Linked DNA regions of Homo sapiens: region 1 is linked to region 2. The links are chromatin loops, found by intact Hi-C in ENCODE. Cell type or tissue: heart left ventricle. All regions are shown on one strand. Each heading gives the region's core, and the rest is flanking DNA. Links, peaks and the distances in the headings are about the cores only. Region 1 overlaps DMXL1 (Dmx like 1). Region 2 has its middle 88 kb from the start of TNFAIP8.

Region 1 (2,914 bases), core at 92-2,591, 53 kb after region 2:
GGATCAACACATTCTAATTATTAAAGCAAAATGTATTTACCAAGTTTCCTAGCATTATAATTCTTTCATATTATTTTTTAAAATTTAAAAGGTCAGATAGTCAATATTTTAGGTTTTGCAGACCACAAAGGGTCACTGTTGCATTTTTTCCAAACCCTTTAAAAATTCTCAGCTCATGGACTATATAGAAGCAGGTGAGATTTGGCCAGATGGCTGTAGTTAACCTTTGATTTATAGAGAAACCTGAAATTCTGAAAGGCAATGTAACTTGCCCAAGTGAGTAATCATTTTAGTAGCTAAATAAACCACCATTCTAAGTACTTTAGATGAGGGACATATATTTGACCTTCTGCTTACTCCAGACAAAGTGTATACATCTTTGGACTTAGAAAAGAATACTATATAAAATCGACACTTACTAAAATAAGCAGAAAAGAGGAGGCAATTAAAGAGTTGAAATGTTGCCTAATATAGGACATTATTTCATATTATCCTGCTTTTTTTTTTTTTTTTTTTTTTTTTTTTGAGATGGATGCTCTTGTCGCCCAGGCTGGAGGGCAGTGGCCCACAGTCTCAGCTCACTGCAACCTCTGCCTCCCAGGTTTAAGCAATTCTCCTGCTCCAGACTCCCAAGTAGCTGGGATTACAGGCACCTGCCACCACACCGGGCTAAGTTTTGTATTTTTAGTAGAGACAGGGTTTCACCATTTTGGCCAGGCTGGTCTGGAACTCCAGACTTCAGGTGATTTGGCCACCTTGGCCTCCCAAATGCTGGGATTATGGGCGTGAGCCACCACACCCAGCCATTCTAACTTTCAATCTTTTAAAATGAATTAGGTTTTCAGACTTATTGTGAAATGCATAAATTATCTGAAATCAGCATACAATAAATTTACTTACTGCAAAATTTTGATAGAAATATCACCAATGCCCGGCCATTGACCACAGAATGGATCAGAATATGCAGTGTTTTAAAAATAGCAACTAAGGTCAGGTGTGGTGGCTCACGCCTATAATCCCAGCACTTTGAGAGGCTGAGGTGAGTGGATCACTTGAGGTCAGGAGTGGCCAACATGGAGAAAAGTACAAAATTTTACTAAAATTACAAAAATTAACTAGAAATTACTTTACTAAAAATACAAAAATTAGCCAGGCGTGATGGTGCGCATCGGTAATCCCAGCTACTTGAGTGGCTGAGGCACGAGAATCACTTGAACCCAGGAGGCAGAGACTGCAGTAAGCCAAGATCGAGCCATTGTACTCCAGCCCAGGCAACAGAGCAAGACCCTGTCTCAAAAAAATAAATAAATAAAAGAAAGGCAATTAAGATCACTGTTCAATTGGAAAGTTCAAAGAGACCTACAAGATAACCAAACCAAAATATCCCTACACAAACAAAAATCAGTTGCCAGATATAAAGAGTCAAATATATTCTAATCTAAAGTATAACTTGCTTAGGAAGAATTTCAGTATTCGCTGAACATTCTGGCTGACTTGAGGATCAACTTGTCTTCTAAGGAAAGTCTCAGCTCTGACTACAAAACGCCGATCATCCGTTAATGATGTACAAGTCAAATTCCATAATTTTATGACAAAATTCCAACTTACCCACCAATCTGCCTGGCATCTAAAGTATACTAAATGTTCATTCTTAGGTTTTGAAGAAATTGGCGACAGAGAAAGATGATGGCTCCATGGAATAGAGGGATGTGCCACTTGCTGGTAATGGTTGGATAGGGCATCATACCAGTTTCACCTGGGGAGCTTTTTCGAACTTTACATGTAAAGTTTGGGAAGAAAGCTCCTGCAGGTATGAACTTCAAAAAACCTTTCTCTATGTAGGAATACATTCCTGTCCTCATTATTTACTAAAAACATTGTTTCTCAGTAAGGTGGTGTCAAGATAACCTGAATAAGAATCAACTGAGGTGATTTTTTTTTAAATACAAATACTCTGAACCCCATGTCAGATACATAATCAGAATGTCATGGGGGTGGGTCAAAGAAATAGTGGTATCTCAGAAGTCTTAAATTAAATTTGTGAATGACCATAAGTGGCAGAAGATAAGATTGGAGATAAAGGTAGAGGTTCAGTTCTTGCAGGGCCTTAAAAGACATAATAAAGAGTTCAAATCCTGTTCTAAGGCAGCGAAACCATTGGTGGATTTTGAAAAGCCAGGCTACTGTGAGATAAAACATAAAGGGTTTGAGAATGACTATCAGAAAACCAGTTAAAAGGCGACTACAGTAGCTGAAGTGAGAGATCATAGTGGGTTGGATTAGGGCAGTAGGAATGGTGATAGTGATAAGTGGCTGGAATTGGGATACATTTTGTTAATGGACTGTAATCATAGTGTGAATAAAAGAAGGAAAGAAAAAGGATGAATCCTAGTGTCAGGCCTGATAGGTGGGTGAGTAAAGGTACCATTTACTGAGATGGACAGAAGTGAAGGAAACAGTAGGGAGTAGGTTCGGAGCAGGCAATGTCTGGAGTTCGGGAAATTAGTTGAGAGAGATTTGAGAGTTGTCAGCATACAAATTATATTAATATTTAAACCGTAAGATAACCCAAGGAGAGAGTAAAGACAGGAAAGATAAAAAGTTAGAGAACTGAATTCTGGGGCAACCAATATTTCAAGGATGGGAAAAAGGACAATTCAGTAGTTATCAATTAGCTAATATAAGAAATAGATTAGTTTGATATTATGGAAACTAAGTGAGGAAACAATTTTAGAAAAATGTTATGCGTCAACACTACCAAATGATTATTAAGAAGTTGAATCATATGAAGATAGATAATTGACTACTAAATTTAGTATACTGGAAGTCAGTGGTGACTGTGTCTAGGACAATCTCAGTGGAGTGGGCTGGAGATAATAACCAAATTAGAGAGAATGTGATATCTGGTGAATAA
Region 2 (2,914 bases), core at 99-2,598:
AAATGTAGAAATATGTCCTGCATTGAGGGAGTACTGACCCCCACCTCCCCCCATAAAAATAATTATGTAGGGATGGAATTATCAGTCTTAAGCAATCCAAGGATTTTCTTGTTTCAACACTGGGCACTGAACTACTGTTTGATTCCTTCCATGATTCCTCTAGGGATACTGCTTTTTCTACTTAGAGCTTCTGTGTTTTCGAAAATCTGTTGGTTTAGAAATACAGTGTCACTGAAGCAATAAACATATTCAAGGTGCCTAAGCCTGTTGGGTCAGCCTGGTCTTGAACGTGCCTATCAGTCGCGAGGAGTCCGTGGAGCCTGGGCGCTCATCAGGTGTCTTTGCAGCAGGTGCTGAGGGCTCCAGTGCGACATGTGCAGTCATGTACACACACACACATACACACACACACACACATTTTCTTCCTCAAAGGAAGTCTCCACCGAATGATCTCAAAGCAGGGCTCTGGTCTCTGCCCGTTTTACAATGCAAGGTTGGATTACAATCTCAGGCCAGCATCTCAGTCTGCAATCTGGGGCACCCTGATAACCCGGGCAGTGCTTTCGCCAGTATGTGCGGTTACAGGAGGACGTGACAAATAGCGGGAACCCAGTTACAAAGGGAGGGAAGGAATGAGGCTCACGGCAGGAGGTGGTTAAGAGGTCGCCCTGAATAGGTAAGGGTTCCTAAAAGGGGTCTTGGATCCTCAGTGCGGCACTGGAACCGAGTAAAATTTCGCGGAGTTTCCGAGGCTGTGCGCTCCTGCACACACTCGTACGCACACCCACCTAAACAAGTTGTTCAAACGCACCCACTCACACTCACTCACACTCGCTTCAGAAACTCTCTGAGCCGGAGGCGCTCCCCGAGAGCAGCCCGCAGCCCAGCGGCGGGAGAGGCGCGCTGGAGTGTGCGCGGGACGGGCGCGCCCAGGAGCCACTTACTCGGAGGAGTGGCGCGACGGCGCCGGGACGCTGAAGCGCGAGCTGGGCTGTTTGGCGGCGCCGAGTTCTCTGCTCTCTCGGTGGCTCACGGGTTCCCGCGGACCTTAGCCAAGCGCGGGTTAGAGCCGGCGGGAGAAAAGGAGGCAGAGGCCAGGGGCGGAACTTGCAGGAGGGACCAAGGGTGTGGCGGGCAGGCCGGGGAGGAGCCGGGAGGTCGGGGGCGGAGCGTGCAGGGAAGGAGGAGCCGAGCGGCTGGGGCGGGGCATGGCGGGGCGGAGTGGGTGAGGAGGAGCTGGGGACCGGACAGCAGGAGTCGGAAGTGGCCCAGGCGCAGGAGAGCGCGGAGAAGGGCTGGGCGGCGGCCCGGGAGCCGGACTCGGACCGCGAGGCCCAGATCGCTGGGCGCTGGAGAACAGGACCCTCTTGGGAGATGTGCATAGGATACGGTATTCCTGAGCCTCTCAGTTTCTTCCGTTGTAAAAATGAGACGCCAACCTCGTAGTGTGTTGAGATGGTTAAATGGGGCCATACACATTTGCACTGTGCCTTGCACTTAACAAGAACGCGTGAATGTTAGTGTCTGCTGCCATCATTATTGACTATTATGATGATGATCCGTGAAAGCCCCTGAATTCCGCCTGCTCTTTTGCTTTTAATTTTCTGCGGGCCTTAAGTCTACCCTACGATAGCTGACGCGCTCCCGATTCCTGGTTTCCATTTGCGGAGAATGCAGGGCTTCCTCTTGGAGTTAAAGACTCATTGGCTCCTGGAAAGCCCTCGCTCTCTGCCGCCCCCCGCGGACTTAGCTGTGACTGTCCTTGCCTGTGGAGCAGAAGGCTTGCCCTCCTCAGGGGCCACCCGAGACCGCCAGGATGGAGTAGGATCTGGACCTTCAGTCTGTTGAGGAGCCCTGGCCCGGGGTAGCCATTTTCAAGGGCGAGGGACCTTGGTGGGAGTACGATGAATCCATCCATACAATAAACATCCATTAAGCACCTAGTACATGGCAGCGGGGGGCAGAGGGCTGGAAATATTAATAATACTAGTAAAACTTAATATGTGTAGGTCACCGTTCTACTCCTTACAACAATCTATGATATAGATCCTGTCGCTATCCCTGTTTTACAAAGGGAAAGGGAGACATCGTGAAGTAAATAGCCTTCCCAAAGAAAGTTACACGTTTGGGAAATGGCTGAGTTTGGCTTGGAGAGAGGAAAGTAAACTCTTGATAGGTGAAATAGACAAAATCACAACACATTTGGGTTTAATGCAAAAGATAGAAACATACACAAGGTACGGAGGTTTTTAAAAGAGGACCTTGTCCTGTGGTTATAACTTTGGGGAAGGGCGTCAGGGAGATCTTCCTGGTGTAGGTGATGTCTGAGCTGGGTTTGGAAGAAGAAATGGGAGCTTCAAAGGCAGCTTATAAGTGAAGAAGAATCACAGTAAACTTTTTCAAGCCTGAATAAGGATGGAGGAGAAGTGGAATGGTGGCCGGAATAAAGCTAAAACAGTAAAACAGGACCAAACTCAAGGGCTGTTTTCCTATAGAAACTAAACAACATTAATTTGACCTTTGATTGGTAGGAAGCCAGAAGGGTTTTAAGCACAGGAGATATGTCAGGTGTGGTTCTAGAAAGTTTAATCTGGAAACATAGAAGATCCCAGAACCAAGAAACTTGCTTAGGAAATATTGAAATATGTCGGTGAGATACTTCAGTAGGCAGAATGAGTAGAGTTACAGAAAGAGGTCCACTTCTTAATCCCTGGAACCTGTAAATATGTTATCTTACATGGCAAAAGAATTTTTGCAGGTGTTACCTTCTCATTCGGTCATGGGAAAAAAAAGAATAAAGAAATTTTGCAGGTGTGATTAAGATTGATGCCATTGAGATGGGGGATTATCCTGGATTATTTCAGTGAGCCCAATCTAATCACATGAATCCCCTAAAATGGAAGAAGAGTGGGTC

What was found. Peaks named below come from ENCODE experiments on the same cell type or tissue, not always from the same donor. Only the 100,000 strongest peaks of a DNase experiment are listed, where the experiment ranks them.
Region 1: it touches region 2 in a loop (2.1-fold over the local background); 2 of 110 quality-filtered maps call a loop at or near these places.

The regions. Positions count from the first base shown.
Region 1 is chr5:119,213,706-119,216,619 of GRCh38, reverse strand. The region is part of intron 34 of DMXL1 (Dmx like 1); the gene reads right to left. Among named protein-coding and RNA genes, the nearest start is that of MIR5706, 61 kb to the right of the region's middle. In heart left ventricle, for the core only: no CTCF peak of the experiment used is centred there; no DNase peak of the experiment used is centred there.
Region 2 is chr5:119,266,938-119,269,851 of GRCh38, reverse strand. It overlaps a transcript of TNFAIP8 not described here. Among named protein-coding and RNA genes, the nearest start is that of TNFAIP8, 88 kb to the left of the region's middle. RefSeq lists enhancers at 438-507, 1,478-1,527, 1,948-1,997 and a silencer at 1,028-1,277. In heart left ventricle, for the core only: no CTCF peak of the experiment used is centred there; DNase peaks (open chromatin) are centred at 461, 1,151 and 1,721; H3K4me3 peaks cover 1,843 bases; H3K27ac peaks cover 1,010 bases.